2 separate regions of the Mus musculus genome follow, and region 1 is linked to region 2. A link is a loop called in an ENCODE intact Hi-C map of the cell type or tissue named here. Cell type or tissue: heart. All regions are shown on one strand. Links, peaks and the distances in the headings refer to the core of each region. The heading gives the core; the rest is flanking DNA.

What was found. Peaks named below come from ENCODE experiments on the same cell type or tissue, not always from the same donor. Only the 100,000 strongest peaks of a DNase experiment are listed, where the experiment ranks them.
Region 1: it touches region 2 in a loop (5-fold over the local background); 1 of 42 quality-filtered maps calls a loop at or near these places.

Annotation. Positions count from the first base shown.
Region 1 is chr1:161,253,282-161,256,187 of GRCm38, reverse strand. No RefSeq gene overlaps it. Among named protein-coding and RNA genes, the nearest start is that of Prdx6, 3.5 kb to the right of the region's middle. In heart, for the core only: a CTCF peak has its summit at 1,333 (motif pointing right); no DNase peak of the experiment used is centred there; H3K27ac peaks cover 710 bases.
Region 2 is chr1:160,904,997-160,907,902 of GRCm38, reverse strand. Rc3h1 (RING CCCH (C3H) domains 1) reads right to left here and starts at 1,492. Exons shown (of 20, transcript NM_001024952.2): 1 at 1,204-1,492. In heart, for the core only: a CTCF peak has its summit at 1,696; DNase peaks (open chromatin) are centred at 822 and 1,572; H3K4me3 peaks cover 2,024 bases; H3K27ac peaks cover 1,999 bases.

The DNA.
Region 1 (2,906 bases), core at 284-2,783, 350 kb before region 2:
AAGGGAAAGGTTCCACAGCTGTCAACCAAAAAGTCAAATGTCACTCCTGACAGCATATTCAAAAACTGCTACCAATAAACACCTACCGTGACATGAACACACTAGGCAATAATTAACAGTGTTTAACTCCCATCCACATAACACTGAGGGAAAGCTATCCTCATGATCTGTTTCATCAAGGCCGGCTGTGGGCTGATCTGTTCTCTATCACATGAAGGGAGGAAAACAGAACAGAAAAAGATAAGGCCTTTCCTCTTTGTCCAGTCTTGAGAATCCCTTTCAGGACACCCTGTACTCCAATGGAGAGATCTCCATGTCTGTTGACAGCAGGCTGTCTATCAAAGGAGGGGGCGTGTAACTTGAACAGTTCTGATCGCACAACTAGGACAATGAAAGGCAATTGTGAAGCTAGAAAGGAGTGTGCCTCCATAAAGAGGCAATGGGTAAGACAAAGATATGCTTTGCAGCAAGCATAAAGGGAGTCACTGATGAGACAGCATAGGGCAAATAATTTTGTGGGGTGGAGGGCAGTGAGGATTAAGAATTACATATTGGTCATATGTCAGATGGATATACAAGCCTTGAGCTTTTCTCAAGATAAAAATGAACATTTTCAGCATATAAGTGTAGTTTAAAGCCTAGACCCCCTACACATATGACACAGATGTGCAGCTCGCTTTGTGTGGGTCCCCTAAGAGCAAGAACAGGGGCTGTCTCTGACAACATTGCCTGCCTTTGGATCCCTTTCCCCTAAGCAGGCTGCCTTGCCCAGCCTCAGTAGGAGATGTGCCTAGTCCTACTGCAACTTGATATGCCAAGGTGGGGTTGACATCCATGGGAGGACCCCCTTCTCTGAAGGGAAGGGAAGAGAGTGAGGGGAGGGGAGGTGAGAGGGTGGGATTAGAAAGAGAGGAGGGAGGGGAAGCCTCGATAGGCATGGAGAGAGAGAGAGAGAGAGAGAGAGAGAGAGAGAGAGAGAGAGAGAATGCTCTGGGAAGAACCAACACTTGGAAGAAAGAGAAAGGAGAAAGACCTGCCTGTAAGAAAGGAGGGAAAACAGGAGAGTTTGGTGCTGCGGAAGCTGAAAAGAAGTGGCTCCAAAATAATAAAGTAGTCAACTCTGCCCAACACATAGAAAGTGAAGAAAAGCGCCCACTGGATTTAACAAGATGTGTTCCAAGTTGTGAAAGAAAAGAGAGATGAGCAGAAAAGAGCAGGAAGAACATTTTTTTTTTAAGATTTATTTATTTATTATATGTAAGTACACTGTTGCTGTCTTCAGGCTCCCCAGAAGAGGGCGTCAGATCTCATTACAGATGGTCATGAACCACCATGTGGTTGCTGGGAATTGAACTCAGGACTTTCGGAAGAGCAGTCAGTGAGCCATCTCTCCAGCCCAGGAAGAACTTTTTAAAATAAAAAAAGCATTAAGAGTGAGTTGTTAACACTTTTGTTTTTTTTTTAAGACTTATTTATTTTATATATGTGAGTACACTGTTGCTGTCTGCAGACACACCAGAAGAGGGCATCGGATCCCATTACAGATGGTTGTAAACCACCATGTGCTTGCTGGGAATTGAATTCAGGACCTCTGGAAGAGCACACAGTACTGTTAGCTGCTGAGTCATCTCTCCAGCCCAGTTAACACTCTTATCAAGAGTTGTAAAGTGGTTATTGAGTCCTGAGAATGCAAAACACTCTTTTTATGTATTCACCCTTTGTGTTTTATAAAACACATAATAATTACATAACAATGCAGGAGAAACACCTCAGTGAGCCCTGCCAAGGGGTCCCCTGAAAGACAGGCCTAGGACAAAAAGAAGTTTACTGGGGGAAGGGAGCCAAGGAGCAGAGCAGGAACGTGGAAAGGGGTAGAAGCAGGGAAAGGGAGACAGAAAAAGACAGAAAGAGAAGGAAAGAGGCCTCTGGGGGCATGTGAGGGAGAGAGAGAGAGAGAGAGAGAGAGAGAGAGAGAGAGAGAGAGAGAGACTCTGACCCCTATCACTGCGTGAAGCTAGGGAGGCTCCATTCTGCTGGCTGTCCAATAGTTTACCTTTACCGCATCGCTACCAACAATTCATTTCCTTTGTAACATGCATGGGTGATGTGAATAGTTATGCTGTCCCTATGACATTGTCTTAGGAATATTCTAGTATAATCTTTTTGGTAAATGTACATACAGTTTAAACCAACATTTTTTAATGTTTTTATTAACACACAAAGTGCTGGGTTTCAATATATACTTTGTTCTTGTTGATTTTTCTCCCTATACCTCTTTTCCTTCCTCCTTTCCTCTTCCTAAAAGTCCACAGACTAAGAGAGAGAGAGACAGAGAGACAGAGACAGAGACAGACAGAGACAGAGAGAGAGATTTTGATATTTTGAAGCAGTTAGAATTGTTGTGTGAATCAGACACCATCCCACTGGAAGTTCCTGCACTTCCTTGTTAGCCCTCAGGAGATAATTCTAAGGACCATGGTGTTCTCTCCAGCCATTAGGTTGTTTGAAAGCACTTCCTCCTGACGGCAGAGCCTTCAGTCCTTCATAGCAAAGGGTTCTCTTAGCCTGTTTCCTTCCCATGTTCTGGCCTATCCCACAGCGAGCCCCTCCCTTTCCCACTGTGCTTCTCACTGGTCCTTGAGAAAATGGTCTTCACTGTCCTCCTGTAGTGTCCTGGTTCCTTACATATAAGGCAAGGTCAAACTCACTTACCTACAAGGGTCAAACACAGTGGCCTTGTAACTTTATTCACATACTAAATACATGAGAATGTTCTTTGCTTTCACAGGGACATATACTATACCAGGCTTTTGCCTTGAATAAAATCGTCTTCATTGTTCATGTTCACAATATGAGGAACAGAATGAAGAAACAGTAATAAAGGAAAAGAAAAAGTCATGAAAAGA
Region 2 (2,906 bases), core at 148-2,647:
TTTTTGAAAACTATCAGTAAAAGTTTCTATTGTCTGGCATTTTGTTGGCTGAATTAGTTTTTTGATACAAGTCTTGTCAAATCAGGATACTCTGCCTCAGCCTCCTGAGTGCTAGGATTCACAGGCAAGCATAACGGCAGGCTAAAAGTATTGGAAATCTTAGAAAGTAGGCTTTAAATATGAAATTTCAAACAGAGAAAAAAGAATCTTCTCCAAATTTTGGGACAAACTGGAAAAAAAATGATTAGAATATGAGACAGACACATGAACTCCTAAGGGAGACAGATGAACCACTTCTCTGTCCTAAGTGCTTCCAGCAGATACCAAAGAGGTTAATGATATCGCCTCTGCTGTACACAATTCAAAATGGCTAGTTAGAAAAGTTCCGCTCAAACCTTAACAATCTGTCTCCGTGCTGCCAATAAGTGGCTTTGTTTCCAGTTTCACGGACTATTCTGGGATGTCAAGAGTTACATTATTGCTGCTTCAAAAAGAGCCCTTGTTTCGGCTAGCTCCCTCGGACCTGGGATGTGAGTACCGTGGTGTTTACAGAGACCTGATGTTTAGAACCTTGTTAGGAAAGGTCCACCCCTTACTACTCCATCCTTTACCAACAACCACATTTTGTGTGTTTTTGTTGTTGTACACTTATAGTCTTTTTGAAAAAGGCACCTGCACATGGTTTCGTCTTGGCCAATAGGGTTTATCTCCAGGAACTCCTGGGAAACCGACACCCTAAAACCCACTTGGCCAAGGGAGGAAGGGGGCTGGGGAGGGAGCAGCCACGCCTGGCAGCTAGGCAGGAGCGGCGGCTGTTTACAGGCGCCTACTCCCTCCCCCACCGCACAGACAGGGGTCCAAACAACATTTCCTGCGAGCAAACTCACCGCCCGCCCGCTGTCCTCCGAGGGACCTCGGAACCAGTCAGCCTCGGACCCCCCCAACCCCCCGCTCCCGCCCCAGCCTCCCCAGCCTTCCCGGCGTCCAGGGCGGCGTCCGCACCGCCCCTCGGCCTACCTACCCCGGCAGGCCCTCCGGGAGGCACGCGGAGGCCTGAGGCCTAAAGGACGCCGGCCACTGACAAGCCCTGGGGCCGGTCCCGAGCGCAGGGCGGGTGAGGACAGCCCCATCCCCGCAGTCGCTGCCTATTGTTCTCGGCCGCGGCCGCCCCGCTCCCCACACTGCCGACCGCCACTTGCTCACCGCTCTGGTCCGAGCAGCAGCTCCTCTCAGCTCCGAGTCCCTGCGGCCGTCGCCACCGTCGCGGCAGCCGCCGCCGCCGCCGCTGCCACCATCGACTCTGACTCTGTCCCAGGCCGCCGGACCACGGCCGTAGCCGCCACCGCCAGCGCCGCCTCCAGCCCCCCACCTGCTGCTGCTGAGGCTGCTCCTGCAGCAGGGGCCATCTTGTTGGTCGGCCTCCCCTTCCTCCTCCGCGTCCTCCGCCGCCCGTCGCTCGTTGTCCTCGTCCCCTTCCTCTTCCTCAGACTCCGGCCCGCCCCGAGACTGGGGCGGAGATGAAGGCGAGGCTCCTCCTCATGGGGCGTGGCCAACGGGGCGGGGCGTGGCTAACGAGGTGGGGCGTGGTCGTCTGAGGGCGGGGCCGGGAGGAAAGCTCTGAGTCACCGGCCCCAACGCCCTGTCGGGAGCGGGCGACGCGCCCCGCCCGTGTCTCGAGCGCTGTCGCGCCCCGAGTGGAGAAACTTGTCCCACCTCCTCCCGGGCCACCCGCCTGGCCTGTGGCCACAGTGCCTTTGGTGCTGGCAGGCAAGAGGCCAGGCGGTTCCCGTAAGCTCACTCCTATGGAGTCTCGCGCTGCCTCTGAGCTTGTCACTTTCTGAGGTCTGGACTCTTCCTCGACTCTAGCATCTTTTTTCTTATATGCTACCTCTCCCCAGCCTCACTCGCGCTTGTGTGTGTGTGTGTGTGTGTGTGTGTGTGTGTGTGTGTGTGTGTGTGTGTGTCTGTGTGTGTGTGTCTGTGTGTGTGTCTGTGTGTGTGTGTCTGTGTCTGTGTGTGTGTGTATGATGGCGTTTCTCTTAAGCTCTGGACTCTTCCTCTTGTATCTGTTTTGCATCCCACCCCTTTCCAGTACCCTGTGTTGTGGGGTGTGTGTGCACACATCTTCGACATAATTCGGTTTAGCCAAATTCTGGAGAACCGAAAGAAACGGAATTCTAATACTATATAGTATTAAATTTATATTCTAATTTTCACATTAAAACTGTCCTCAAGTCAACACCATAAAATGCTCCCCGCTCTCCTTCTGCTTCCTGCTTTGTCTGTGAAAGCAGAGAATTTGTTGTTCTGTCCTTTCTTTTTTTTTTTTTTTTTTTTTTTTTGTTCTGTTTTTGAGACAGGGTCTCTCTATTATATACCCTTGGCTATCCTAGAAATTCTTCTGTAGACCAGGCTGGCTTTGAACTCACAAGAGTTCCATCTGTCTCTGTCTTCCAAGTGAAGGAATTAAAGGCATGGGCCCCATGCCCAGACTGTCCTTTCTTCACTGTAAACTCACCAACATCGATTTAAAACAAACAAACAAATTACTTCCACATCTCACAAGAAACAATTACTGGGTGGCTGTTGGGCTTGTTTGGGCTTTGTTTTGGTTTCTTTTTTTTCCCCGTGGGTGTTTGATTGTTTGTTTGTTGTTGTTTTGGTTTGGCTGGGTTTGTTTTATTCCCGGAACAGAAAATCCTGGAGCCTGGACTGACCTGGAAGTTCTGAACCTCTGCTCCCTGAGAGCTCAGATTATAGGTATGGCCACCTAGCCATACCTGGCCAGGCTTTGGTTCTTGAGACAGGCTCTTGCTTTGAGACCAGGGTGGCCTGGAGCACGTTCACGGGCTCGTCTCTCACCTCATTTTTAATTTTTTTATTTTCTTGGTTTCTCTGTGTAGCTC